7 separate regions of the Mus musculus genome follow, and all the other regions are linked to region 6. The links are chromatin loops, found by intact Hi-C in ENCODE. Cell type or tissue: heart. All regions are shown on one strand.

Region 1 (4,000 bases), 68 kb after region 6:
AATTCGCATTCGCATTCTCAATGCCAGAAATGAGAACTCTATAAAATCAAGTCGTAGCTAGAATCCATTGCTTTGGAGGTTGCTTTTCCCTCTTTCTGTCTTCTTCCCATGTCCCCACGTGGTTGTCTGTGTTGTCCTACTCTCATAAGGAAACTAGTCCCACTGGATTAAGGACTAGTCCTATGACCCTGTTTTTATATGTATCTCCACATACAGTCGTATTTTGATATGTTGAGACTTAAGACTTCAACATGCCAATTTGGGGGCAAGATGTCACAATTCAATCCATAATATCCATAATAACCGCTCTTCACACAGAGCACAGAGTGATCATTTGATAACCACTGGAATTCCCAACTCAGGTGCTTATAAAACACAAATGGGGCAGAGGTTTTTTTTATTTTTTTACATCTAGACCAAAGTTTCCACCCCCTCCTCTCCTTCCAGTCCTTCCCTCCAATCCCCCGCTGCCCCCACCCACTCCTCCTTCGTTTCTCTTCAGAAAAGGGCAGGTCTCCCATGGATATCAACCAGCAGTCGTATATCAAGTTGCAGCAAGAGGAGGCATCTCCTTTCCTATTAGGCTAGATGAGGCAGCGCAGTAGAATGGAAGGGTCCCAAAGGCAGGCAAGAGTCAAGAGTCAGTTCCAGCTCCCATCGCTAAGAAGACCAAGTTATATCACTGTGACATAAATGCAGAGGGCCTAGGACAGCCTCATGCAGGCTCCCTGGTTGGCAGTTCAGTCTATGTAAGCCCCTAACGGTTCAGGTTAGTTGATTCTGTTGGTTTTTTTCTGGTTTCTTTGATCCCTCTGGCTCCTACAAATCTTTCCTCCTCTAATGCAGGATCCCCCAAGCTCTGCCTGGATCTCTGCTTCTTTTCTATCAGTTACTGGATGAAGCCTCTTTGATGACAATTGGGCTGTGAAAATACCATTAGGCATCATTTCATGGACTTTTTTTTTTCTTTAACCAGTCATGTTTGACTTTATCCTGTATCTGTAGGCTATCCAGCCTCAGGTTCCTGGCCCTCCAGGCAGTATCAGGGTAGGCTCCTTCTCTTGGCCTGGGTCTCAAGCTGGACCAGCCATTGATTGGCTACTCTCACAATTTCTGCACCACCTTCTAGGCAGGGCAAATTGTAAATCTAAGGTTTTGTGGCTGGGTTGGATACATGCCTGGTTACAGGATATGGCCAGTTCAGGCTCCCTATACCTATTGCTAGGAGTCTTAGGGTCACCCTCAGAGTTTCCATAGAGTTTGTCCCAGAGATGCCCCCCCACCCCTGATTCCAGTTGTCTCTCTCAGTGCTCTCTACCTCTATCCTCCCCATACCTGATCCCTCCTGTTCCATCCCCAGTCACTTTGGAAATCAAAATGGCAGTTTCTCAGAAAACTGGGAATTGACCTACCTCAAGACTCAGCTATACCACTCCTGACAAAGGATGCTTCACTATACCACAAGGATGCTTGCTCAGCCATGTTCATAGCAGCTTTATTTGTAATAGCCAGAAACTGGAGACAACCCAGATGTCCCTCAACCAAAGAATGGATGAAGAAGATATGGTATGTCTACACAATGAAGTGTTATTCAGCTTTAAAAAAACAATGACATCAAGAGATTTGCAGGCAAATTGATGGAACTAGAAAAGATCGTTCTGAGTGAGGTAAGCCAGACCCAGAAAGACAAGCATGGTGTATACTCACTCATAAGTGGATATGAGTCATAAAAGATAACCATGCTACAATCCACAGACCTCAGAGAAACTAACGGGGGAGGTGGGGCATGAATCTCACTGTGAAGGGAAATAGAATGGACTTCTTGAGTGGATGGCAATTGGGGGGCAGTGTCTGGATGGGAGCAGGAATTCTTACTTAGGGCTCAGGCAGCAAAGCTGCATGACTCACTACCTCATCAGGAACTTTGTCTTTGATTCTATGAGTTTTAATTCTCTCATAGTACTATCCAGAAGAAAATACACTGTTCTTAAGAGGGTTGTTTTGTTTGTAAACTGAAAAGGCAAAAGTGACATTTTAAAAATATACCATCAGAGATGGCTCAGTGGTCAAGAGTACATACTGCTCTTGCAGAGGACCTGAGTTCAGTTCCCAGTACACAAGTCAGGCAGCTCAGGAACACCTGTGATTCCAGCTCTCAGGGATCTGATGCCCTCCTCTGACCTGTGAAGGCACTGCACTTACACATACTTACATGTGCTCAGGCACACATATGCACATAATTTAAACATCTTGTACTGGAGAGAAAACTCAACAGTTAAGAGCACTTCTTGCTCTTGCAGAGGACCTGAGTTCAATTCCCAGCACCCCCCATGGTGCCTCACAACCATTCTTAACTCCTAGGGAAGGTAAGCACAAGTGGTGTGCTTACATAGATCTAATATATACATATATATTCTCATATATATGTATATATATTCTCATATATATGTATATATATTAACTTTAATGAGAGAAATGTTTTGCAAAGAATTTTAGGGCTGGAGAGATGGCTCTGTGGCTAAGAGTCAGTGTTTCTCTTTCAGAACAATTCCCAGCTCACTACTGCCTGTGACTCCAGATCAAGAGGATTCCACACCTCTGGCCTTCAAGGGCATCTCCACACATATGGCATACACACACAAATTAAAACTAATATTTTTAAAATAATTTTTAAAAATATGCTAACATAAACTACTACATTTTTATTTTGAATACAGAATTTCGAGATACCCCTAAAGCCATAGAGGGGTTGAAGAGACAACTCATTCGGTAAAGCTCTTACGATGAAAGCTCTTACGATGCAAATATGATGACCTTAGTTCATATCCCAACATGCACATAATAAGCTGGACACAGTGGCCCCTGTCTCATCTCCCAACACTGGGGAGGCAGAGACTGGAGCATTCCTGGGGCTCCCTGGCCATCCAGTCTAGACAGTCATCCAACTCCAGCTTCCATGAAAGACCCTGATTCTAAAACTAAGGTTGGACATTATTGAAGAAGACACCAGTATCTGGCTTTTATACATACTTCAGGTGCATGTGTAGATACATACACACACACACACAGGACATAGATAAGTACTTGAAAATTGCAAATAGTAAGGCTATTTTTCTTCCTCTTTCTTTAACATACAATACAAATGCTTTAACAGTTGTAGGTCACCCCATGGGCCAACTGGTAGATATCCAGGATCCAGCAGCAAGATCAGCACCGCCTCCAAGCCTCTCTTTCTGACCCCAGTAGAGTAAGCACATCACCCTCTAGCATAGGGCCTTTCATGCTGCAGATATTGGAGCCACTGGTGTCTGATAAATTCCACACGCACCTGTGTGCACTGTCCCACAAACCACTCGTCCATCCTGGCACTTTGCTTACCCTGGCTAGCATGGTGGTCTGTATGTGACTCTTGTTCATGATGGCAGCAAACTAGTAGACAGTAGAATACTTTCTTAATTTTGCAATGTTTGTGTGTGTGTGTGTGTGTGTGTTGTTGTTGTTGTTGTTTAATAGCTTTTAGACAGGGCCTCACTATATTGCCCTGGCTGGCCTGGAACTCAGTGTGCTGACCAGGCTGGCCCTGAACTCAGAGAAATCAACCTTCCTTTGCTGCCTGAGTGCTGAGATTAAAGGCACACACCACCACACCTGGCTTTAATAACAATTTTTAATCCCAAGTTCTCATTTCTATAAACTGTTTCAAACAGTCAACAAGCTCGGGATAAAACGCTGATCTCCATTTTACCAGCCCATTAAGGATGTCAGGTTGAAATGGATGCGAATTTAAATGTTGTGTTGGTGATGAATTTGAATGTTTGCTGCTCCGTTTCTGGTGAAAAGAAATACATTTACCATCTGGAGCAAGTGATTGATCATTCCCATATGTAAACTGCACTTCCTGAATGTTAAGGAGCAGCCACTCAAAGTTGCTAATCCTTCTCCAGGAGTAGAAGGATTCTGCAAAAATGATAGCAGTGTGAAAAGTCATTAAGGAGGAGTA
Region 2 (4,000 bases), 75 kb before region 6:
TCGGCATGAACAGGATCAGGTTAGAAAAGGGGTCTAGGACTCTACCCCAGCTGAGTCCAGGCCTCTCCCCACCCCAGCCAGTGTTTCGGGGATTTGCAGAAGCGGTGTCATCAGGGTCAGGTCCTGTAGGTGTCCTGCTGACAACCCTCAGCAACTTCTCTCTCTCTCTCTCTCTCTCTCTCTCTCTCTCTCTCTCTCTCTCCCCTCTCCCTCTTTGTGTGTGAGAAAGTGTTTGCAATTTGCAAATATTTAGAGCCTTACCACCCCGAGTGAGATGACCACCCCTCTCAGGGTACAGTCCTTACCTCAAGTAGGCTCCGTCTCTGGTTGAGAGGAGCTACACCCCTTCATCTTGTCTCAAGGTATTTCTATTATCCCTCCATTCCTGCCTCTCTCAGGTAATCCAGCATAATGAGCTTGCACAAAACAAAAGCCAGGAAGGGGAGGAGATATCTTTTGGGGTGCCTGGCAACCGCAGCCTGAAAGCTACATCTCTTCTTGAGAACAGAACTCAGGGGATGTCCACCTGGGGATGTAGTGTCTGCAGGAGGAAGAGTGCAGGGGTAGAGAGAAAGCTTACTCCTCCAGCCCCACAGTGCAACCCTAACCTCACACTCTGTCACCCTGTCACCCACAGCCTTCAACATGCGCATGCGCATGCACAATGGAGACTGATACCCGGGCAGACAGAGCTGTGTATTCACTGGGTTCATTTTGACCTCAGGTTGGGGCCTAGCACACACAGTAGGTACTCAGCCAAGTGTTTAAAGAGGATGAAAAAGAGGGAAGGAGGAAAGCGGGGGGGGGGGGGCAGTTTTTGTTTTTGTTTTTGTTTTTCTGTTTTCTAGTTCATCTTTCGGTTTCTCCCAGCTGAAGGAAGAGGGGAAGAGCCTCTCTCCAGAAGGGCTTCCCAGGCCAGAGAGAGAGGAAAGCCATCAGTACCACTGAGCTCTGGCGATGACAGCTTCATCTTTTCTTGGGGATTTCCAGGCTGTGACAATACACATGAGGTGTAAAAATAATTATAATTTTTTTTCTCCCCAGCCACTTAGGTCCCCCCAATGGTGACTCTGAGATGAAATATTTATTAGTAAATGCCTAGGCCATATCTTTGACTTATTCCCTGACTAGCTTTTACCTTACTTAAACTAGTCTAATCTTCAGTCGTGGTCCACTTCACTTCTTCCTTCCAGTTTCCTTAGCATCTCCCCAGCGTCTCCCTGAGTTCATCTTCCTGCTGGTATACATCGGTCTCCTCAGCCCATCTCACAAAGGTCTCTCGTTTATACTCTTACAATTTCTCAGAATCCTCTCACTTCCTGATAGTGACCCACCTCCTATTTCCTACCTCAGCATATTGGCTATCAGCTTCTTTATTGATAGGTAATTCTTCTAAGATAGTCTCTCTACACAGAGAAAACAACTGGAGAGAACAAGGACTTATTCAAGCTCACAGTCCTCAGGCTTCAGTCCTTGGTCACAGGCTCCATATTCTGGGCTGTGCTAAGGTAGAACATTACAGTTCACAGACTGGTGCCAAAGCTGCTCTCGCATGGTGACAAGGCGCCAACAGACACAAGGGGCTGAAGGCACAGTACATGTGCTGGCTAGTTTTATGTCAACTTGGCACAAGCTAGAGTCACAGGAGAGGAGGGAGCCTCAGTTGAGGAAATGCCTCAGTAAGAATGGGCTATAGGCAGCCCTGAATGGTATTTTCTTAATTAGTGATTGATGGGGGAGAACCCAGGCCATGGTGCCATGTGGGAGGGCCTAGTCTATTGGGGGTGGAGCCATCCCTGGGCTGGAGGTTCAGGGTTCTATAAGAAAGGAGACATGAGCAAGCCAGTAAGCTGCACCCCTCCATGGCCTCTGCATCAGCTCCAGTCTCCAGGTTCCTGCCCTGGGTTTGATTCCTGTCCTGACTTCCTTCTTTGATGAATAATGATATGGAAGAGTAAGCCAAATAAACCCTTTCCTTGCCAAGTTGCATTGGTCATGATGTTTCATTATAGCAATAGAAATCTAACCAGGCCGGGGGTGGGGGGTGGCGCACGCCTTTAATCCCAGCACTTGGGAGGCAGAGGCAGGCAGATTTCTGAGTTCGAGGCCAGCCTGGTCTACAGAGTGAGTTCCAGGACAGCCAGGACTACACAGAGAAACCCTGTCTCAAACAAACAAACAAACAAACAAACAAACAAAACAACAACAACAACAACAACAACAGAAATCTAACCAGGACAGTACACACCACCTCCTGCATCAGCCCTACTTCCTCCTTTCCACTACTTCCCAGTAGTCTGTCTTCTCATGACTTCTCTAAGGGACTGATCCATGGATGACATCAGAGTCTTTATGCTCTAACTACTTCTCCCCAAACTCCACCTCTGACGAGTGTTTTGGAAATCAAGCTTTCGGCATATGAAAAGTGTGTGTGCATAAAATTTTAAACAAAATACAAATGTTTAATTTTTTCAAAACTTAACTGTTTATAATTTATTTTGATGAAAATAAATTATAGACAACCTTTAACATCTGTAATTATCTTCATATAACCATAACAGTGCTTCCAAAAGACTGTTTTTTTAATCTCTTCATTTTTTTCTTTTTCTTTTTAAAAATTGGTTATTTTATTTATTTACATTTCAAATGTTATTCCCCCTTCCCAGTTTCCTTTCCATTAACACCCTATCCCCTCCCCCTGCTTCTACAAGGGTGCTCCCCCCCCCACCCCCCCACCCACCCGCTCCCACCTCAGTGCCCTAGCTTTCCCCTACATGAGTCATGGAGACTCAACAGGACAAAAGGCCCTCAAAAGACATTTTGTAAGGATATTAATTTCACAAGACAATGTTTCAAAAAACAGGGCAGCGTGAAGAACCTTAGTCTGAAGCATTTGTCCCAGTGTTGAGGGGGGCATTGTTCTTTATCAAATTAACTGTGCTTTTGTTAAAAAAAAAAAAAAAGGCTTTTAATGAGTGGCAGTTACTTCTTGACCATTTCAGTGATTTCTTGAATCCAAAACAAAACCTGTGTATTTATTTATTTATTTATTTATTTATTTATTTATTTATGTTTATTAGATATTTTCTTTATATACGTTTCAAATTTCCCTATACCCTCCCTCCGCCCTGCTCCCCTATCCCCCACTCCCACTTCTTGGCCCTGGGGCATATAAAGTTTGCAAGACCAAGGGGCCTCTCTTCCCAATGATGGCCGACTAGGCCATCTTCTGATTCATATGCAGCTAGAGATATGAGCTCTGGGGGTACTGGTTAGTTTATATTGTTGTTCCACCTATAGAGTTACAGGCCCCTTCAGCTCCTTGGGTACTTTCTCTAGCTTCTCCATTCGGGGCCCTGTGTTCCATCTTATAGATGACTGTGAGCATCCACTTCTGTATTTGCTAAAAACCTGTGTATTCTTTGCAGACATCATTTGCTGCCCTTCCTTCCACCGCCGTGGAATGATTCACATTCTCAATTCAACAGCTTTACTGGGAGCTTGCACTTTCTGTCAGCACAGGAACTCTTGGGAGACATTTCATATCTAAGCCATAAACGGAACTGATAAAGAATTTCTATATGCAAAAGGACTTCTCTAAATCACCAGACAAAACCAATAAATACGTAGGGAAAATATTCAGAACTGCCATTCTACCAAGGATGGTCCAACTGACAAAGGAGCACATGAAAAGATGCCTGACCCCTTCATCATCAGATTAGCACTACACAGAACGGCTAAAATCACAGCCGGACACCATCAAGTGCTGGGGTGAGGGGGGACTATGGACCTACTGAACCTCTCCTACACTGCTGCTGAAATGGTAAATGGGTACAGTCCCTCTGTAAAAACAGAAGTGTCACGAAAGCTGAATATGGTCACCTTCATTAACTGGAATCTGGGTGTATAACTAACAAGTTTGTTTCTGCATCTGCCAAGAAGTCACATGCAGGAATATTCGTAGCTGGGCTCCTTGTAGAACTCACAAACTAGAAACCAC
Region 3 (4,000 bases), 81 kb after region 6:
AATTCAGCTCAGGGAGGCTAGCATGTATGTTTGTCATGCTTAGCCTCAGCAGTGAACTTCATAAACCTAGAGTCATCTGGGAAGTAGGACTTTCACCTGGGGAACTGTCCAGATCAAAGTGACCTTGACTGCTACTTGATGTGGGAAGGCCCAACTGCCCACTGTGGGTGGTTCTATTCCTAGGTCAGTGGTCTTGGGCTGATAAGAGAGAAGGCCAGAGGAACAAGCAGTAAACAACAGTTCTCCATGACCTCTGCTTCGGTCCCTGGACTTTCATAATTGCCCTTCCCTCGTGATCTCTATTTGTACTCATTTTCAGTGATCCAAAGAGTCAGAAAATACTTATTTGTGAGGCCAACGAGATAGTTCAGCTGGTAAAAGTGTTTGGCAAGCAAGCCTGACAACCTACATTTCATCCCTAGAACCCATTAAAAATGAAAGGTAGGTGCTGCTGTGATAATTTTTGGTTTCTTTAAAAATCAAGTTATGTGGATGTTTTTGTTTCAATCCCAGGTGTGGGATAAGAGGCTGCTTCTCGGCGGGTATTTATGATTTGCCTCGTGCACTAGCAGGAGCTGATTTTGCCAGCTGCAGATAGTTTAATCAGGGGGTGGGGGTGGCGAGGGGGGTGGGAATCCGAAGATAGTATAAATGGGAGAGCCTGAGAGGGCCTGGGGTTGCTGCTGTTGCTGCTCCCAGTTGTTCTTGATGCAGTGTGATGAGAAGATTTGAGCTTGCCCTAAGGAACTCAATGTCCCTAATTGAGGAAGCAATCAAAAGAGGTCTACATTCCCTCTCTCTCTAACCTTCTCTCTCTCTTGTTGGGAGATTGGAAGGGATGGGGTGGAGTAAACATTGGAACAGAGGAAGGGTTTATAAGAACCCAATAAAACAGCTAAAATCAAATTCACCAACAAGGTGCAGGGCTGAAGAGATGACTCCATGATTAAGAACGCTAGCTGCTCTCAGAGGACCCATGTTTGGTACCCAAACCACCTGTAAGGCCAGATCCAGGGCATCTGATGCCCTCTTCTAACCTCCTTGGACACCAGGCACATGAGTGGTGTTCAGATCATACATGCAGCTGAAAAGCTCATACACACAAAATAAGTGATTAAAAAGAAAAGGCTAGATGTGGTAGTGTCCATCTATAATCCCAGCACCCACAGTGAGGTGGGGGTGGAAACAGGAAGACTGCCTGGAAGCTGACTGGCCACCTGGTCTGGGCTACTCTACAGTGGAAATAAGAGAGAGCCTGTCTCTACACAGTGGAAGAAGATAGCTAATTCCTAAGAGTTGCCCTCCCACCTCCACAGGCATACGCCCACGCACACACTCACCCCAGATGTATATACATATTTAAAAAAAATAAAATTTGCTATACTCAGAATAGAACATTTAAATGCACTTTCATCATGGAAATTAAATCAGGTGTAAAAATTCTTTAGAAATGGTATGTGGAAATGATTTTTTTCCTGAGTTATTGAAGCATATCTTAGCCAGATGTGGTGGTGCATGCCTTTAATCACAGCATTCAGGAGGCAAAGGCAGGCAGATCTCTGAGTTGTTTACAGAGCAAGTTCCAGGCCAGCCAGGAGTACACAGACAAACTTTGTCTCAATCAAACAAACAAACAAAGTAAATAAATAATAAGTATCTGTTGGATGGAAATGGAAAAAATTCTAATTATCTGTAGTAAATGTCAAAACTTGAAATAAAAAAATATTTAAATCTGAGCTTCCCAATTTAACTTTTAGAAATTGGTTAAAATTTAGCAAATATTTTATATAAATGAAATAACTGCAGTTGTAACAGTGAGCTGCCCTGTCGCCTCTAAGATACTTTCCCTAATTCCTGGTCACATGTGTCTTCAGTGTAGCAGTAACCATTAGCATTTGCCTGCTTCTTGATCTAACAGTCTAAAGAAGAGGGACTGCTGTGTTTTGAATTGTTTTAGGGTGGAAGGGAAAGCAAGAGCTTGGGAGTTGGGGGTGGTCTCTACTCTGCGGGTCAGTTCTGGATTTGATCTGTCTCACCCTAGCAAAAGTGCTGAGGGCAGGGTCCTAACTCAACGGAGTGGAGTTGGAAGACCGCTTCAAATCAGGCCAGAGGTTTCTGAGTCAATCTGGAGCTGAAGGCTGGAGAGTTTGGAGCCCTGGAAAACGCAGTAGCAGAGCGACTGTGTGAGCCGTCACGAGGGCGCCACCTGCAGGGCAGTGGAGGCTCAGCGGAGCTAAGTGGGAGAACGGAGGCGTCACTCGGAGGATGCTGGGGGAAGCACAGAAACGAGGGTGCTTCCTTGCTCTCCTCATCAACTGATCAGCTCTTTTTCCTCCTTCTTTCCTATGGCGGAGCAGAGGGAAGTTCTTTCCAGCGTCTTGCCGCAGACACCTCATTCCGTGGAGACGCAGAACAAGCCAATGCCTCTCCAAGATTTTTTTTTTTTAAAGGCAGCCCTGGCTAGCCTGGAAATCACTATGGAGACCAGTCTGGCTTCACTACAATCCTCCTGCCTCTGCCTCCCAAATGCTGGAATTAAAGGCACGTGTCACCACGCTCAGCTCAAGTTTCAGTTTCTTTACACTTTTTCAGATTTGACATAAATATTTTCAAACATACCCACATTAGTTTCGTAAATTATTGCAGTGTCTCAAGAGAGGGAAAATTACATAGCTGAGTCTTTACAACCCGATATCATTCAGTCTGCCACCTAGAACTTGTCATCCCGGGGCCCTGTCCAGGGCTTTCCGTGTTTAGGATTCCCTCCTTGCCACTTTCCAGGGGCCACGACTGTCTTCAGCGCTCTGGCAGCCGGGCTGTCTCTAAGCTCTCCCCCTCCACCTTTGCAGCCCTTTTCTGATGAAAGACTCGAGGACTCCTTTCATCCCCCTTTCTTCTCAACCTCATTCCACCCCCGTGGGAGCTTATTCATGTCTGTGGCATCAGGAACGGCACCTAGGATTCACTCGTCAATGTGGCTGCAGGTGCTCACTGGCTGTATGTGGTGAGACTCCGTTTCAGACCTGGGGACCCTACCAAAGCCAAGGTCCTGCTTCCAGGGACCTGTCATTCTCTGAGAGGAGCTAGGCAGTGAACATGTGAACCTGCAATTTAACAAGTTAACTCCCGAGTCTGTGTGTGAACAGGACTGGGAGACAGCTGTGAGTGTGGGGGAGTTGGAAGCCCAACACGGTTTGTTGTGGTGGCCGCAGGGCCTCAGCATCTCAGGGGCCTGTTAGAAGAACAGCTTCCCTGCCAGCTCACACCTACTAAATAAAAACCTTTGTACTTAGAGGCCAGCATGTAGTTTTCACTTCCCTCAAGGGGACTCTGCCAGGGTCTCCAAAGAGCCTTTCCAGGTAAAGGCCTGCTTATCTTGATATCAGTGGGTATCACAAATTGCCACAAATATAGTGACCTAAAATAATATGAATTCATTCTTTTCTTGTCCTGAGGCTCAGAAGCCTAGAATCGGCTTCACTATGCTCAACTCAGATGCCTACAGAATTGAGTCCTTTCAAAGCTCTGGAGAGACACCACTGGCTGGCCTCTCAAGCTCTAAGAGACACCCTTAGGGCCTGACTACATCTATCTAACCCCCACTTGTCGCTAGATCGATTGCTCTGACTCTAATCCTGCCTGGTCACTTCTGATTCTACCCTGGAATCCAATATAACTTTTCCAGCAACCCTACATTAAGATCCTTGGGCTGAGGATGTAGCTCTGTTGGTAGAATGGCTATCTAGCATCCACAAAGCCGTAGGTTCCATCCCCAGCACTACACAAATGAGGCTTGATGCTGCATCCTAAATACCTGAATGTGCGAGACAGAAGCAGGAGAATCATAAATTCAAAGTCATCTATAGCTATACAGGGCATTCATTCAAGGCCATCCTGGGCTATATAAGACCCTGCCTTAAGTACACACACACATACGTACATACACACACACATGCACGCACACATACTTTTACTTTGATTCTGGGGATCAATGTGCAAC
Region 4 (4,000 bases), 160 kb after region 6:
GATTCTCAGTCATATGCAGAGGATGCCTGCACAGGCATGGACAGGGAGAGGTCCTCAGAACCAGGCTGTCCTCCTCTCACAGGGATGGGTGGGAATGGCATCTCTAGGTGCACTGATGAAGGGCATTCAAGCGTGGCCACGAGTCATGCCAGCTCTCCGTGCACTGATGGGTGATGAAGAGCCTTCAGGCGTGGCCGTGAGTCATGCCAGCTCCCTGTCTCTAATCCTGTTACTCCTTTTCCTTTCATGCAAGATTCTGTGGGGCGGAGTGTGAGCCGCGTTGTCATGGGAGTATCTGTGCTAGTTGACACTGCTCTTTGCAGAAGTGGCCTGCCTGAAAGCACAGGCTTCCTCGGTTGCTTAGGAAACCTTCCAGGTGACTGTAGCCAGGTGACAGCCCTATCTACATAGTGCTAAGAAGTGGCAGGCCAGGAGAGGTACTAGGGTTGCATGTGTGTCCTCTGTACCCCCAACTGTACTGTCCCCTCTCCAGGGAGAAGCAGGCATAGTAAGGGCTTCCTCTTTGGTATGGTCTTGGTTCTAGTTTGCTCTGAGTGACACCCAGGTTGTGGGGAACCTGCCAAATTGTGTCTTTCTTTCTTTTTATGGGGGGGGGGGGTAAGATTTTTCTGCAGCATCCGATAGGTTTACCCAGGTTTTCCTCCTTTTGCCGGAATTTTTGGGAAGGACTAGAGGCAGGCATAGTTTGCTCTCCCTGGGAGTCAAAGTGTCTTGCTTGGTGTGCCCCACTGAATTTTCTGTAGCATCATCCCTGGGGAACTGCTCTCTCATATTCTTGGAAGATGCGGAAAGACTCTCTGATTTTCTTGGAAATCACAGAATTCCATGAAAGCTGGATGGAGCTTGAATCTACCTGTAGAGCCAGGAAATAAAGTCTCTGCTCCTGGATCACTGGGTCCTTCTAATTCCAGGAGGCGTTAAACTGTGTAGTATACAGCGTCTGTGCCATGGTGAAGCGAGGTGAATACTTGGTCAGAGGCATATTCACAGCACAGAGGTGCAGTGTGCCTGGGTGGCCTTTCCTCTGGCTGCCTGGGCTCCTGGGTAGACCCTGCATCTGGTCTTTGGGTCAGTTATTGTCCCTATGTAGTTGGTCCCTTAGCTCCTCATGGCTCTGGTATTCAGAACTGGGGGCCAGAGAGAGCAAATGTTGTGCTTAGTAGGGGTAGAGATGGCGCATGGGTGTGAAAGATGCAGTCCCTACGATCTGTGGGTCAAGACTTCTTTCCCAAGAGCACAGAGTGCAGCCTATTGGGATGTTTGCAGCCTTTTAAATTAAGTTTTTAAAGCTCCTGGCTACCTGTTACCACCAGGATACATTGCTTTATTCTAGTCCAGAGTTCCCCCACACCCCACCCTGACCATGCAGGTCCACGGTGGATGCTGTATATTTAGCATGCCTGCAGTATTTGGATGAAGACATGTGGCACAGACCCAGGAATGTCTTGTGACCCCATGTTTGGGGCTTCCTCTCCTTGACAACGACGTACTTTGTTTCTGCTGATCCTGAGAGTACATCTGGGCTACTGTGCCCATTCACCTAACCAACATTCCTCAAAGGCTGCCTGGGCTCTGGGACCCATGTGAAAAGTCTGGCACTGTGGGTGGAGTAAGGTTGTGCCCTCAGAGGGTTCCAGGAATAGGAAAGGCGCGCGCGCACACACACACACACACACACACACACACACACACACACACACACACACACAGCTTACTGCTCTATGGAGCAGGACAGAGAGCAAGAGAAGCAGGTCATGTCAGTGGCTCAATGGCACTCATTTAGACACACAGGTTGTCTTAGGATTACTGACTCAATGGGCAGAGTTCTCAGTCCTCAGGCCTGTAAACCAGCTGTGCTTGGCAGTGCTTTGGAGGCATCTTGGGCCAGGGCTGCTACCTCCAGGAATCTCTGGCTGTGGTGACATCCTGTGGCTAGATGTGGAATTGCACCTTGGGAGTGGCCCCCCCTCTTCTGTGGTTTGGATTTTTTTTTTTTGCCTCTGTTTCTATTTTGCTTCTTCTACTTTTTGTCCCCTGCAGACCCAGCTTTGCTGCTGGAGAGGCTGATTCATTTGCCTCCTGGGGAAGTACTTTTTCAGGCCTGGTGACAAGTCACAGGAAACCATGCTTTGGGGCACAGCCCTCCACAAGTCAGAGCCCGATTTTCTTTGCGTGTAAGTGGCCAGCCACAAGGAGCACTCTTTTAGGAGTAAGCCCGGCCCAGGCACTGCAGATACATAACCGCACTGCTGTGGTTGGACAGCTTCTGCTGGGGTTATGGGCCCCTGGGGGAAGAAAGACTGAGGCTGGGCCTGGCAGGGGCAGGCAGGGGCACTTGGGCCAAATCCTAGCTGTGTCTGTTCTCAGCTCCTCCTTAGACCCTCCACCCAGAACCTGTCCTCTCTTGCTCTTACCTTCTGCTCCAACATAGCTGTGATGAGAGGGGAGGGGTTTGTTTTCATAGCAACTGTTTAGTAGCTGGGCTGTGTGTGACTCTAAGGGCCGTGGTGCCTCTTTTCTTCAAGTCCTTATAACAACACTATGAGGGAGGGACAGGTCAGACACAGCTTTAGAGGCAACCTGCCAGGGCAGCGCGATCCTGATGTGTCCAGCCTGTACTGGAATCTGGGGTGTCCCTGTGGAGCCACAGTGCATCCGCCTCTTCCCCAGTGTTGTAGTGTAATCATGAAGGTAATTGGGTTTGGTTTTTGTTTGTTTCATTTATTTATTTATGTATATGAGTACACTGTAGCCACTTTCAGACATACCAGAAGAGGGCATCATATTCCATTACAGATGGTTGCGAGCCACCATGTGATTGCTGGGAATTAAACTCAGGACCTTTGGAAGAGTAGTCAATGCTCTTAACCACTGAGCCATCTCTACAGCCCTTGTTTTGGTTTTTGAACTCAGGGTCTCCTATAGACGAGGCTGACTTCAAATTCACGATATAAAATATATTTAAAATGACCTTGAGGAGTCTGAAGAGATGGCACTCATATAAATAAAATAAATCTTTTTTAAAAATGACCGTGAACTTCTGATCCACCTGCCTTGACCTCTGAGTGTTGGACTCACAGGCAAGTGTCACCATGTCTGGCTTATGAGCACCGAGGATGGAATCCAAGGCTTCCTGCATGCTATCCTGGTACTCTACTAGCTGAGCTACATCTACAGCCCCAGAGCTGCAGTTTTGTATGGGGTCTCCCTGCTAAATCCTGACCTCCTGGTAGCCAGCCTGAGTGTCTGTACTGCTGAAGGTCTAAAGCTATTGCCCCTCTCTAGGTCCCCAGTGGTGACCAGTCTAGAAAGTTCCTGTCTCTTGCTTCTAAACAGTAAGCGCAATGGATTCCTTTTGGATTCTGTCTTTGCATTGGAGGGTAGTGGGACAGCTTGGGGAAGAGGGAAAGACAGACCCTCTGCATAGTCACTCTCCCCAGGCCGGTGTTCTTGTGCATGGCATAAATATTTTAGAAACTCCTCTGGATTATCCAGCACCTCCTTGAATCCAGGTCTTTGTGTGGCCATCACCTGGGTGGTTCCAGTTGCTTGGGTTCATCTCTGTTTCTGTAGAATGTGAGACCTGGGGTTTGTGCTTGAGGCCACTTCCTGTCTCTGTGGTGTCCACCTTCTAAAACTTCTCTGCTGTTTGATCCCCTCTGTCCTCATCCTGGTTTGCCTACCATTACGTTTCATGTTCTTAGAGCAAGTTTCTCCTTCTTCGCTGAGGTCTTGTCATTTCCACCAGTGTAGGAGGGATGAGAAAGGCTCGTGAGAAGCTGTGGTCCATGGTCCTAGTCCATGCATGACTGTACAGTATGTGAAAGTACTTGTCCTCTGTTGATGACCCGTGGGCATATGTGTGAGGTCCTGAAAAGCTTCCATCCTCCCTGGCTGCAGGTTTCTTGAACTCCAGAAGCCCCGGCTCTGCAAGCTACTCCGGGTCCTGGCCTTCGCCTACCCCTACACTTGGGACTCA
Region 5 (4,000 bases), 230 kb before region 6:
TCTAGGAGCATGGCACCCATGCAAATGCACAGGCAAACACACACACACACACACACACACACACACACACACACACACACACACACACACACACTGCAGGGAAAGGACTTCCTAGGAAACCAGGAGATAGGCATTTCTTACGGAAGCTGCCGCAGGCTGGGAGAAGGTGAAGGACCAGGAGGCGATCTGAGAGAATGCCTGAAGCAGCAGATGTGCAGTGAAAAAGGAGCTTCCAGAGAGAGGGCAGTGGATAGAGTGGATAGGCATCGACCTCTACAGAAACCCTGGTGGGAAGGCAGTGCAGAGCCAAGGGCTGGGCTGCTCTGCACTGCTGCAGCTGATCCCGAACAGACAGTGGCATCTGGATGCCATCTCCAGATTCAAACCTCCTTTCCTACAGAAACAAGTACCACTTTAATGTCAGCCTTTGTGTGTGTGTGTGTGTGTGTATGTATGTATGTATGTGTGTGTGTGTATACACACACGTGCAACAACAGGTGCTGGTCCTTCAATTCCTCCTTTTTTGAGACAGGCCCTGTTGATTTTCTGTTGCCCGCAGCAACCTTCCGGAGTTTGCCTAGCCTCTTGTCTGGAGCCCCGGATTCCAGCTGCCCACGTCGCATCTCCACACCTCCAGCTTTTATGTGGGTTTTGAGGATCTGAACTCAGGTCAAGGCCGCGTGGCAAGTGTTTTTACCACTGAGCCACCTCACAAGCCTCACTTTCTCTTTTTAAGCGCCTGCCAGCTCGCACACTCTAGCACATCGGCAGTGACGCATCTGGTGCCTGAGACTGTTGGTGGTGACAGCCTCACTTTGGAGACCCCAGTCCACACTGTGAGGCAACTCGCCAGGACTGGGAGTGAGAGACAGGCACGTACCAGGCACCGCTCTCTAAAACGCTCTGACTCAGTAAAAGAAAGTGTGGGTGCTCTTCATAGTGCACAGCAGGAGGGGCTAGGGGACGCGGTAGCAAGGAGAACTGGTGTAGCCAATAACTGCAGGCACCATGGAGAATACACACTTAAGCTAATGGCTACTTTTACCATGAGGTTGTCTGGGGTAGACCAGAGAGCAGCTGGAGACCAGAGGACCCAGCAGTGAGCTGCCATGAAATTGGGAAATTGGGAAAAGCCCTGTTGTGTTGCTGCACACACTACACAAGGCTCGGGAGGGCAAGCTCCAGCCCCACACCAAAAGGCAAAACCGTGGAAGGAAGCTTAATCTCCAACCTTTAATATTTTCCAAACGGTAATAGAGTGAAATCAACTTATGAGTCTGAGCTATCATATTTTTCAATGAATCAAAAGTGTTCACGTTTTAAAAAATAATATGCATGTGCTGAGCAACGGTGTGAATCCTGTTACTAGTGGGTTCAAAAAATCTGAACACCACTGGGCTTGAATTCAGCACCCTCGGGTTATTTATTTGGACAGGGTCACATGTAGCACAGGCTAACCTTGAACTTGATATGGAGCAGAGAATGACCTTCAACTTCTCCCTCCTCCACCCCCCCCCCAGGTGCTGGGATTGCAGTAAGTGCTGGCATTACATCTGCCTTACAAAGTACAAAAAACAGAACCTAGGGCTCTGTATGTTCTAGATAAGAACTCTAGTAATTGTGTTACTACAATTACTACAACTACAACAGTCACTACAACCCCAGCCCGACCCCCCTCCCACTCCATTTTAGACGACAAGGAGAGAAGCTGAACACCTTGTCCAACTCAAGTTAATGACCAAGCTGAGAAGTGCGTCCAAGTCTTTAATGGTTCTTCTCAATAATTTCCTCACTAAACCAGACTCTCAAAATGCAAATACCTCTGGGAGAAAGGCAGGGACTGCAATCCACGCTGGAGTAAGTAAGTGATCAAGTAGGCTCATCGTTTAGACCTACTGCCTGGAGCCAGTTTGGTAAAGAAAATGGTAGACTGGGCGTGTCAGGGGTGAGGGGAGTTGCACAGAACAGAGTAAAAACAAGATCAGTTTGAAGGGACCTCCCGGAAGGTGCTGTGGAGCACCGCAGAGGACAGGGCGTGAAGAAAGATACCGGTGTCACTGGGACACGTGGTTCTATACTAGGAGGCAGTTTCCAGGTCTGGAATTGGACGTGTTGAGGCCATGGGTGTTTTGCTCACATGGCTTCAACCAATTCTATCACTGAAATGTTCTGAATAACTACCTCCGGTCCAGTCAGGAGCCCTCTCTTTAACTCAGTATTTGTTGTATAATTATATGCCAATGTAATATAAGACTCAAGTCAGGGGCTGGAGAGATGGCTCAGAGGTTAAGAGCACGGACTGCTCTTCCAGAGGTCCTGAGTTCAATTCCCAGCAACCACATGGTGGCTCACAACCATCTGTAATGGGGGTCTGATGCCCTCTTCTGGTGTGTCTGAAGACAGTGACAGTGTACTCATATACATAAAATAAAAATAAATATATCTAAAAAATTTTTAAAAATCAATATGTTTAAAAAAAAAACTCAAGTCTGGTTCATGTTTTTCTTCTTACCTGTCTATGGGAAGCAGGTGCTGAGCACCGATGGAGAGTAGGTCCCAAGAGACACAGCCTAAAAGGGGATGCTCCAAGGAAAACACCCTTTTAGACACCGTAGCAATGAGCTGCTTCTCTCAGGTCAGAATTCAGGCCAGAATGCTAGGCCAAGTTCATTCCATCAGACCCCCACCACAGCCACTCAGCAACAAGCCCTGGGCTCCGACATAGAAGGGAGAGAGGAGAGGAGAGCAGACAGCTGGCAGACAGCTCCTGCCTGGCTCTTCAGAGTGGTGAGTTAGTACTGAGTCAGGCACCTCTCCCACAGTGCTGCACGGATGATGCCTAACTGCACCAGTCCCAAGTAAGTCACCTTGAGAGGCCGCTAATGTGGCCCCAGCCCAGGGAGGGGACAGGGTCTGACACTGCTGCCGGGAACTTCACGTTCCACACACTTCTGCTTAGTGGCCCAAGCATTAAGAGGCAATTAGACAAAGGTTTTGAACCCAAAGCCATTTCTGCTTTGCTATGTGCTGTCTTCCCCCCCCCCCCCCAGCAGCAGGCCTGGGACGGAGGTGCCAGGGTGACCTGGGGACTGTGGTGATATGTCCTGACCCTCACTAGTCACTAGGTATACAGCAAGCAGCTTTGCAAACTTCAGTAGCCCTGGACTTAAATTTCCTCCTCTCTACCTCTGAGACAGAGAGGACTGCTCCATAGGGAGCCAGGAATGAGAACAACTTCTCATGAAGGCCTGTGAACGGGAGCCCATTTCTATGAGGATCAAAAGTTGTTTAATCGCATATTCAGAAGGTCTTGGAAAATTCACAGTGCACCATCAAATGTAGGACTTGCCACATTCCTAAAAGAACAAAGCACAGGACCCCAGGGACCTCCCCTGCCTGCTAAACAAAGAGAACTAACTTTCCAGGTAGTAAACTTCAAGAAGCAAAATTGAGAACATAACACAGGTGCTTTTATAACAAAAGGATACACATCTCCCTCTTAATTCTTTTATTGATCAAGTTCAAAATAAGTACAATTTTTTTTCTCATTAATACAACTTTGTTAACTCGACGAGCGAGATTTGTAGGGAGGAGGATCATTCAAAGGTTCGCTCCCAGATTCCCAAATCTCTTAGTGGTTAGACATACAAACTGTTTTCAACTCAGCAGCATAAAGAGCGAACCATGGTGACCTGGTACTAAGCCCACACCCAGGGGGTGGAGCCCAGACATTTGCATTTTACCGGTTCCCTGGATGATCTGGTAATATAGGTCATGTATGGGCCTTGGTCAACTACAGAACCTGCATTCTCTCCTGTCCACAGACTACCTTGGGAGGCTGACTCTGAGTCCTAAGTGATCCATCCACAGAACAGAGAGGTTGGCTATCTTTAAGGAACTTCAGGCAGGGTTAGGTGAGTGGCTCTAGGCAGTATTACTAGCATGGCTACATCCCAACACTGAGGTCCTGTCTATTCTATCCTGAGATTGTTTTTTCTTT
Region 6 (4,000 bases):
TGTGTTCTGGGGATAAAGGGGCTAAAAAATTGATAATGGGGGTGGGGGTGGGGGTGGGGGAGCTGACTGAGTCTGGGCCTGGCTGAGGTCCAGTGCACAAGGGCAGGAGTTAACCTTGAGAAAGAGTAAGGCTACTTTTTGTGTTGGGCAAGGGAGACTAGGGGAAGATGAAGGAAAGCTACAGGGCAGGCATAATAATGAGTGAAGGGACTTAAATGTGAGGGGGGAATGGGAAAGGCTAGGAAAGCCCAGTTTCTGAAGCCAGTACAGATAAGCACCACAGTTTCCATTCCTTCCTTTTAGATTTATTGAATGCTCTATACCCTACCTGTGCTAAACATTACTGGGCCCTATGGTCTGTAAAGATACAAGTTCTCGGGTTTGTTAGGTTAGCACTCGTTTGAGATTTCGTTCTTCATCTTTGTGGAAGACTTTAAGTAGAACGCACAAATGAATTAGAAAGGTCCTTTGTTGGACCAGATAAACTGGGTTGGAGCTTAAAGCACCCGTGACGATATCATCGCCGTTTGAAATAAAAACGGAAGAGAGTCCGAAATGGGAGAAAGCTACACTAAAGGAGGAGACCGAAGTGAGTAAAGTGAGGCTGTAAGTCTTCAGGCTGGCAGATGGGACCTCCCTGTTCACTTCAGAGAGCAGTGAAAACGCACGGACAGCTCTTCGGTTTAAGCACTATTTAGTTCAGCTTCTCCGCTAAGTGTCTCTACGGCGGCCGAAGAGGACCAAACTTTGCCCAAACCACGTCATCTAAAGTACCTCTGCAACTGCCCAGGTAGCAAACTGACATCGGGTCAGCAACACCTTCGCCCGCAATTTATTGATGATAGGCGGGGAGAATTAGCTCTACTCTTTTGCAATTGGTCACAGGAGAATGCGAGTCCCGCCTTCTGCGCTGCCACCGTTGATTGGTTTTTTGGAACTGTCATTCGAGGACTCTCCGCCCCCTCATCATAGCTCCTCCCCTTAATATGGCCCCTCCTCTTGGTGACCCCGCCTTCTACACCGAATCTAACAGGCTGACGGAGCTGCCATTCGAAGAGCCTCCGTCCCGCCCTCTCCTCCCCGGCATGGCCTCGCCCCTTACCGTGGCTGGGATCTCGCGGGAAGAGCCGCGGGCACGGCGGCGGCTCGGCTCCCCAGTAGCGCGCCGAGCGGGCGGGCTCTCCTCACACGAGCGCTTCCTCGCCGAGAGGCTGGAGCTGCGGCAGCGCAGGCCTGGGCCGCCGTGTCTCTGCCGCTCGCTTCAGTTTTCCTCAGGGCTCTGGGGGCCGCTCGTCCGCCGACGCGCCTCAGGTGAGGGAGCTCGTCGTGTCGTGGCTGAGGGGCGGCCGTGGCAAGTGGGCTCGCGACGGGGGCGGCTCCCGGGGATGCGCGGCGTTCCGAGTGCGGGGATCTTGGGTGACGCGGCGGGGGCTGGGGTCTCGGGGCTTCTTTGGCTTTGGAGTGGGGGTGGGTGGCTGCCCAGGCGGTCCCGGGTCTCTAGGGTCGCGGGAGCGCGTCCTGTGTCCTGCCTGAGAGCCCGGGTGCTGGCATAGCGCGGTTCTGGGACTTGGAGACCATTTCTGGCGATCCCGTGCAGTTGAGGGGCTTGGGATACAGTTTAGCCTTGTCCGGAGGGCACGGGGAGACCTATGAGCGGAGAGGGGTCCGCTTGGCATTCCTGGGGTAAAGCAGGAGGATGTCAGGGTTCCAGAGACTTGGGTTTGTTTAAGGTCGCCATGGGGTGATAAGACGATGCCCGTGTCCCTCCCGGGAAGGAACGGACTGGGTGGGTGTGGGTGGGGGCGGGAAGCGTGCATGGGGAGACCAACATTTGTATTGGGGTTTCTGCTTCGCCCAGAGGGGGGCGGTAACTGTGCGTGATGGTCCCCATTCTTTTTCGGGGCGACAAGGAGGGTGATTTTGCCGTGTGGGCGCGGCTCAGCGGTCTCTGGGTCTCCAGGGGTGCCAGACCCGGTTTCAGGAGCCACCCCATGGCACTGCTTGTGGCTTTCGGTATCTGACGGTCTCGATCTGGTCTCTCTCTCTTTCTCGATGAGATTTAACTCAGTGCTTCTTCGTTGGACGCTTGATCGGGGCAGTTGCCTAGTTGGAGACACAGTGGGCTTGTTCTGCAGTTTTCTTTTCTTTGCCCCAGGATACCTTTGGGGACGCGCTGGTGTCGCCGGAGCTCTGATCTCCGGAGGAGAGGAGAGGAGCGATACCAGACTTGAGCATGTTGTCTGGAATACCTGACTGTTGAGTGAGGGTTTAGATCTGAGGGTAGGGCGGCTGTGCGATTTGGGCTTTCTGTTTTAGGTAGTGTTTGATGGTCTTGCATGGTTAAATCTGTCCTGAATTTGCCTGGGTGTTAGGTAGTGCCAAGAAGCATCCTTTCTAAAGGTTTTGTGGAAGAGGGGTAATTAAAAACAAAAGTGTAGCATATTATGTATGTATGTCTCAAGTCCAGATTTCTACAAAAGCGTCATTGGCAACCTGTTAATGATGCCCTATTGAGCTTCTTTAGAGAATTCTGGTACATCAGTTTTTACCGTGGTTTGAATCTTACAGAGTTCTTGAAGACTCTGCCAGACTTAGGTGGAACTTAAAATGACTTATAGGTATCTGCCTGTGAGTGGTTTAAAAACGTGTGTCAGAATGTCTGTACATTTGCCTGAGAATTCTCCTGGTTAGGCAGTCTAATGTCACTTTAGTCTAAGGAAACATTGCTGAGGTGCTTGTAAACAGAAAATATGATATAAGCAGGCAAATTGAAGTATCTTTGCTTTGTCAGTCTTTTTCTTGTCAGTTTTTTTTAAAGATAATTTCTTCTGTCTTTTTAATTAGAAAGATTGGGGACAAGTTACTAAAGCTTTGAATTTTGCAATCATGTAAAAACAAACAAAGGAATGTACTGCAGTGCTAATTTGGGCTTTGGGGCTGGGTATTAGGTTAGTTTTCATTTTCTCACACCTAAGTATGGGATCATCTTTTATGATCATCAAAACTGATCAATTGAGCAAATATTTGGTTGAAACCAAAGCCCAAAAACTCAGTTTGAAAGACAAATGACAAAGTAGCCAAATTTCAGAAGCTTCAATCTCAATCTCTCTCTCTCTCTCTCCTCTCTCCCTCTCTTCCAGACCCTCTCTCTTCTCTCTCTCTCCCTCTCTCCCTCCATCCCTACCTCCCAAGGCTTTCAAACTTCAAAATAAGCATAGACTAACCCATCAGCAAAGGCAGGATCATCTGTTAGGCGTCATGATGCTATGATTGCAGTAATGCCTCCTATGTCAAGAAGGAAGCAACAGATAAATAAAACCATGATGACATTTCAGTGCTGATGAGGAAAACAGTGTCCTTGGGAATCAGCATTTCTTTTCCTTAAATAATCCCGAGTTATGATTAACATCTGTTGAGATAACCGGAAGCTGAGCTCTATACCTGCAAAATTATTTTTTCAAAAATTAAATTCTGATCAGTAGAGTTTGAACATTAATTAAATGTTGCCTCTTTGAAAAATGTTTTTTGTGATGTAAGCATGAAGAAAATCTGTAGAAACACAAATGGAACTTAACCATGTTTGCAGGTGTACTTAGGAGGGGAATGGATGGTAGAGAGCTGTCTGACTTTAAACTTTAATAGTCCTTGAATTCATTTCAGTGAGCAATGTTGCTCGAAAGAACATTAGATAAATCCAGAAATAAAAACATTTTCTACACTGCAAGCTTGTGAACTATACAGTATTTGCAGGCCTTTGTCAGTGTTGCTACATTTGCCTGTTTGTACTAATGAAAAACAAAAGTCTTTCCATTACCTAAACAATATGGGAGGTACATGGACAAGTGAGGTGGGGAGCACAACATGATAAAAAATGTACAGCTAAATGTTAAACACTTGAAAGATACTGGGTATTTGATTATATAGAAAGTATTTGTGTGTGTGTGCCTGCACACTGACCAGAAAGATTTTTTTATTCTTTGGTCAAACATAGGCACATTTA
Region 7 (4,000 bases), 84 kb before region 6:
CCAGCAATACCCTCTATGGAGGTCATAGGGATGATGTGGTTCATACCCTACAAAGTTAGGAATTGGCTACTGCAGGCCTCTCCACTCCTGTCCTCAGGCCCAGTGGCCCATGTGTATGCTAGATGCCGGGTCTTGGGTTCTCTTCCCCAGCTCTGACTGATGGGAGCAGTGGGCAGATGCTGCATCCATCCTACCTGGCTTTATTCTTCCCCCTTGATTCCTCTTAGGCTCTATTTCTTGACTTAACAGTTCCAGCCTCACCTGCCTCAATGCCTCCTACATGCAACTCTGACCACCCACAGCAACATTTGCAGGCATCCAGTATAAGCTGCTTTCAGTCAACACCATTGTGCAAAGTCCCCAGCAACTGCTAAGCTTAAAGATCTTATGATTTTACTTTAATAAGAATATTATTAGATTCTCCAGTCCTTAGGACTTTCTGCTCAAAAACTCCCAGAACTGTTGGGCCAGCAAGATACTTTAGCAGGGAAAGGCGACTGCCACCAAGTCTCACAACCTGAGTTTGATCTATTGAACCTACTTGGTGGAAAGAGAGAAGTGACTTACAAATGTTGTACTCTGACCTCCACAAACACACCTTGGTGTGTGCATACCCACTTACACATAATAAATAAATAAAATACATAAACATAACTTTAAGTGTAAAAGTAAACTCCAGAACTATGGCTCTGAAAGATCCTGACAGAATGTAAAAGGTCACAGAAGCCCTGAAATTGGCAAAATAGATTTCATTGTTAGTAGAACTAGCTCCACTGATTTAGAAAAATAGAGGTGCACAATGCTCTGGCAGCGCCTAGAACCTGTGTGTCTGCCAATGTTCTGACCGTTCCTTGAACCCAGGTGTGTGCCCACTGCTGCACCTCACTGCCAGGTGTTTGTGATATTGATTGCTGGGAAAGAGTTGGAAAATCTCCCCAGCAACCACAGTTGAGGCCAATCTGGAGTTGCTACACCTGCACCAGACTCTTTCCTTGTACCCCTCCCATACCGAGAATAGACATTGTTTAGATCTGGAAATCCCCTACTCCCCTCTTCTCCTTTCCCCCCTGAAGGCCTATAAAAACTGGGACCACTTTCCCCTCGAAGTCGACTCCTCTACCCCTGCGTGGGATATGAGTCATCCCCAGAGCTTTGGCTTTCCCCGAATAAAGCCTCATGTGGTTTGCATCAAGCTTGGTCTCTCGTGAGTTCTTGGGTGTCCCCTATTGTCCCAAGGCCTGAGCGAGGGGCTCCTCTCGGAGTCTTTCAGCTCTATCCTTTTTTAAAATGCCCTACTTTCTTTTAAAATGGTGCTTCTAAGCCGGGCAGTGGTGGCACACATCTTTAGTTTCAGCACTTGGGAGGCAGAGGCAGGTGGGACTCTGAGTTTGAGGCCAGCTTGGTAAATAGAATGAGCTCCAGGACAACCAAGGCTACTCAAACAAACCCTATCTCAAAACCAAATAGACAGACAGACAAACAAACAAATAAACAAAAGGTGCTTCTAGCTGGGGGTAGCATATGCCTTTAATCCCAGCACTTGGGCAGCAGTGGCAGGTAGATCTCTAGGTTTGAATTCTAGCATCTCAAAAAACAATCAAAATTCGAAAATGATATTCATATAAGCCAAGACATTTAGAGAATCTTAAATACTTGCAAGGGAGCTGAGGATGTACCTCAGTGGTACATCCACTGAGATGTACCGCTCAGAGGGTTTGTCTAGCTTGCTCATAGCCCTGGGTTCCCAACATCACAGAAATTGAGTTTGGTGTTGCATATGTAATCCCAGAACCTGGGATATGGAGACAGGAAGATCAGGAGTTCAAGGTCATCCTTGGCAGCATGGTGAGTGTGGAGCCAGCCTGAGCTACTAGAGACCTTGGGTTTAATAATAATAATATCATCAACAACAAAGTCTTAGGAGGATGCTTATGCTCTCATAGAAAAAAAGAGGACGCAAAATTATACAACTTCAAGCATGTAAAGGAACAAATTGTGGGGCTGGTGAGATGGCTGCTCTTCCAGAGAAGCCAGGTTCAATTCCCAGCACCCCAGGCAGATCACAACTGTTTGTAACTCCAGTTCTAGGGGATCCAACACCCTCATACAAACATACATGCAGGCAAACCGCCAATGCATGTGAAATTTACAAGGAGGATGAGAAAGAAGAGGAGAATTATTGTTCCTGGGCTGTGGGAACAAAAGGACCTAGGGGAAAAACATCTTGAGGACAAGAGGCAGCCCCGCCCTGCTCTGAGGCCCTCCCGAGACCACTCCTATTTCCCTTCCAAACAACTCAGAGCCACATGTTTTTGTAATCAAGTAAATGAAGGCTATCTTGGCTTCTAACCCGGGACTGGGGAGGTAAATATTGTCTTGAGGTCACAAGGTCAGAGTGTCTTTTCACAGGAAGCTGAGCTATGAGGGCAGTTAGAAAAAGAATATTAATTTCTTATGTGGTCAAGTGGTGTTTCTGAGACTGTATTTTTCCTGGAAGGAATTAGTCTTTGGATAGAGATATGTACTTTATTCCAGATACACACGCTGTTGGGCAAAGCAGCTGTAGTTTAAGGGGAAGTGTTCCCCACACTGCACCCCAACAACCCCCACCCCCAGCCCTGTACCTCTCCTTGGATAAACATGCTGGTGTACAGTGTAGTACAGTGGTGGCTGAGAGTGGTAGAGGAGAGATGTGACCATTTCATTGCTGGGAAAAAGAGAAGATGGCTGGAGGGAGGATAGGGGGAGGGAGTTTTCGGAGGGGAAGCCAGGAAAGAGGATAACATTTGAAATGTAAATAAAGAAAATATCCAATAAAGTAAAAAAAAAAAAAAAAAAAAAAAAAGATGGCTTCGGGGTTTCTCACTAGTTTAGAAAGATATATCTTTTCCTAGAAGAGGGTAAGATAAGTAAGTGTCTGCAGAGAAAGAGGCGAAGAGCCACAGAATAGCCAGGAAGAGACAAGGGAAGACTGAAACAGAACCACAATTCAGTCCCAGGTGAAATCAAGTCTTTGGATCTCCTTTAGTGTGGGGAGAAACCTGTGCTGACTGGCTTTAAATGTCAACTTGCTATAGTCTGGAGTCACCTGGAAAAAGAGTCTTGATTGAGGAATTATTGAGACCTGAGGCCTGTGGACATGCCTATAAGGGACTATGGTTTGTGAATTGTCCCCAGCCCACTGTAGGCAGCGCTATTCCCTACACTGTGCCTAGTGACGAAAGCCAGCAGGCAGCATGGGTGTGTTCACTTCTTCCTGCTCTTGACTTTGGGTATGATGTGACTACCTGCTTGAGTTCCTGCCTAGACTTTCCTGAAATGACGGTGGCAGCCTATACTTGTCAGGCGTTTAACCCTTTCTTTCCCTTATTGCTTTCTGTCACAACATTTGTTACAGCAATGGAGTATCTCTCCTTTTAGGTCACAGGTCGTTGTAGGCTTTCCAGATTTCTCTGTGGCTCAATAGAGCACCCTCGAAGAGAGCCACAACCTTAGGGTGCAAATGAATACCTGGAGGTAGTAATTTTCTGGCTCACCTTCCCCAGAAGGCTCCCAGAACAAACCTGTCTCAGGAGTTTCAAATGTATATGATTAGAAAAAAAGACAGGCCAGAAATAGCTACCACGTTAACACAGGCTTTATATGTGAGCATCATAACTTAGTGTTGGCTTTCTGAATGGCCAATTTTTTTTTTTTTTTTTTTTTTTTTTTTTTAGGAATAAGATAAATGCTATTTTTATACTCAAAGGGGGAAAACATCACGTGGCTAGCTGGTCAGGAGAGTATAAGGCTAGAGGTTTCAGAGTTTCAGAGATTATAAGGCTAGAGGTTTCAGAGTAAGCTGCTGGAAGCCAATTGACAGGGCTGGGTACACAATAGCAAAGAACACAGAAGCCTTCCGAGCTCATCCAGTCCATCCCCCTGCCGTTTGGGAGGCATATTGAATGAGATGCAGTATCTGATCCCACTGTGTCAGTGCTGCCCCTCGGAATGGAATTTC

The links. A loop is a pair of places that touch in the nucleus more often than their neighbours do. Peaks named below come from ENCODE experiments on the same cell type or tissue, not always from the same donor. Only the 100,000 strongest peaks of a DNase experiment are listed, where the experiment ranks them.
Region 1: a loop joins it to region 6, with 2.0 times the contacts of the local background. A loop is called at or near these places in 14 of 42 quality-filtered maps.
Region 2: it touches region 6 in a loop (1.9-fold over the local background); 3 of 42 quality-filtered maps call a loop at or near these places.
Region 3: it touches region 6 in a loop (4-fold over the local background); 14 of 42 quality-filtered maps call a loop at or near these places.
Region 4: it touches region 6 in a loop (1.8-fold over the local background); 5 of 42 quality-filtered maps call a loop at or near these places.
Region 5: it touches region 6 in a loop (1.8-fold over the local background); 4 of 42 quality-filtered maps call a loop at or near these places.
Region 7: a loop joins it to region 6, with 1.9 times the contacts of the local background. A loop is called at or near these places in 4 of 42 quality-filtered maps.

What each region holds. Positions count from the first base shown.
Region 1 is chr9:62,052,205-62,056,204 of GRCm38, reverse strand. No RefSeq gene overlaps it. Among named protein-coding and RNA genes, the nearest start is that of Paqr5, 27 kb to the right of the region's middle. In heart, a CTCF peak has its summit at 2,173 (motif pointing left); no DNase peak of the experiment used is centred here.
Region 2 is chr9:62,195,265-62,199,264 of GRCm38, reverse strand. No RefSeq gene overlaps it. Among named protein-coding and RNA genes, the nearest start is that of Gm35227, 31 kb to the right of the region's middle. In heart, no CTCF peak of the experiment used is centred here; no DNase peak of the experiment used is centred here.
Region 3 is chr9:62,038,575-62,042,574 of GRCm38, reverse strand. No RefSeq gene overlaps it. Among named protein-coding and RNA genes, the nearest start is that of Paqr5, 14 kb to the right of the region's middle. In heart, a CTCF peak has its summit at 2,204 (motif pointing left); a DNase peak (open chromatin) is centred at 2,194; H3K4me3 peaks cover 202 bases; H3K27me3 peaks cover 434 bases.
Region 4 is chr9:61,963,746-61,967,745 of GRCm38, reverse strand. It overlaps Paqr5 (progestin and adipoQ receptor family member V), which reads left to right. Exons shown (of 8, transcript NM_028748.2): 6 at 3,922-4,000. Among named protein-coding and RNA genes, the nearest start is that of Gm35152, 11 kb to the left of the region's middle. In heart, a CTCF peak has its summit at 1,947 (motif pointing left); DNase peaks (open chromatin) are centred at 235, 1,605 and 2,075; H3K27me3 peaks cover 476 bases.
Region 5 is chr9:62,346,245-62,350,244 of GRCm38, reverse strand. The region is part of intron 1 of Anp32a (acidic (leucine-rich) nuclear phosphoprotein 32 family, member A); the gene reads right to left. Among named protein-coding and RNA genes, the nearest start is that of Gm20346, 3.6 kb to the right of the region's middle. In heart, a CTCF peak has its summit at 2,382 (motif pointing left); a DNase peak (open chromatin) is centred at 2,004; H3K4me3 peaks cover 1,106 bases; H3K27ac peaks cover 3,004 bases.
Region 6 is chr9:62,119,796-62,123,795 of GRCm38, reverse strand. It overlaps Glce (glucuronyl C5-epimerase), which reads left to right and starts at 1,187. Exons shown (of 5, transcript NM_033320.5): 1 at 1,187-1,311. It overlaps Mir5133 (microRNA 5133), which reads left to right and starts at 1,202; the gene lies at 1,202-1,278. In heart, a CTCF peak has its summit at 1,877 (motif pointing right); a DNase peak (open chromatin) is centred at 1,005; H3K4me3 peaks cover 2,776 bases; H3K27ac peaks cover 2,187 bases.
Region 7 is chr9:62,203,770-62,207,769 of GRCm38, reverse strand. No RefSeq gene overlaps it. Among named protein-coding and RNA genes, the nearest start is that of A730043L09Rik, 38 kb to the left of the region's middle. In heart, no CTCF peak of the experiment used is centred here; a DNase peak (open chromatin) is centred at 2,289.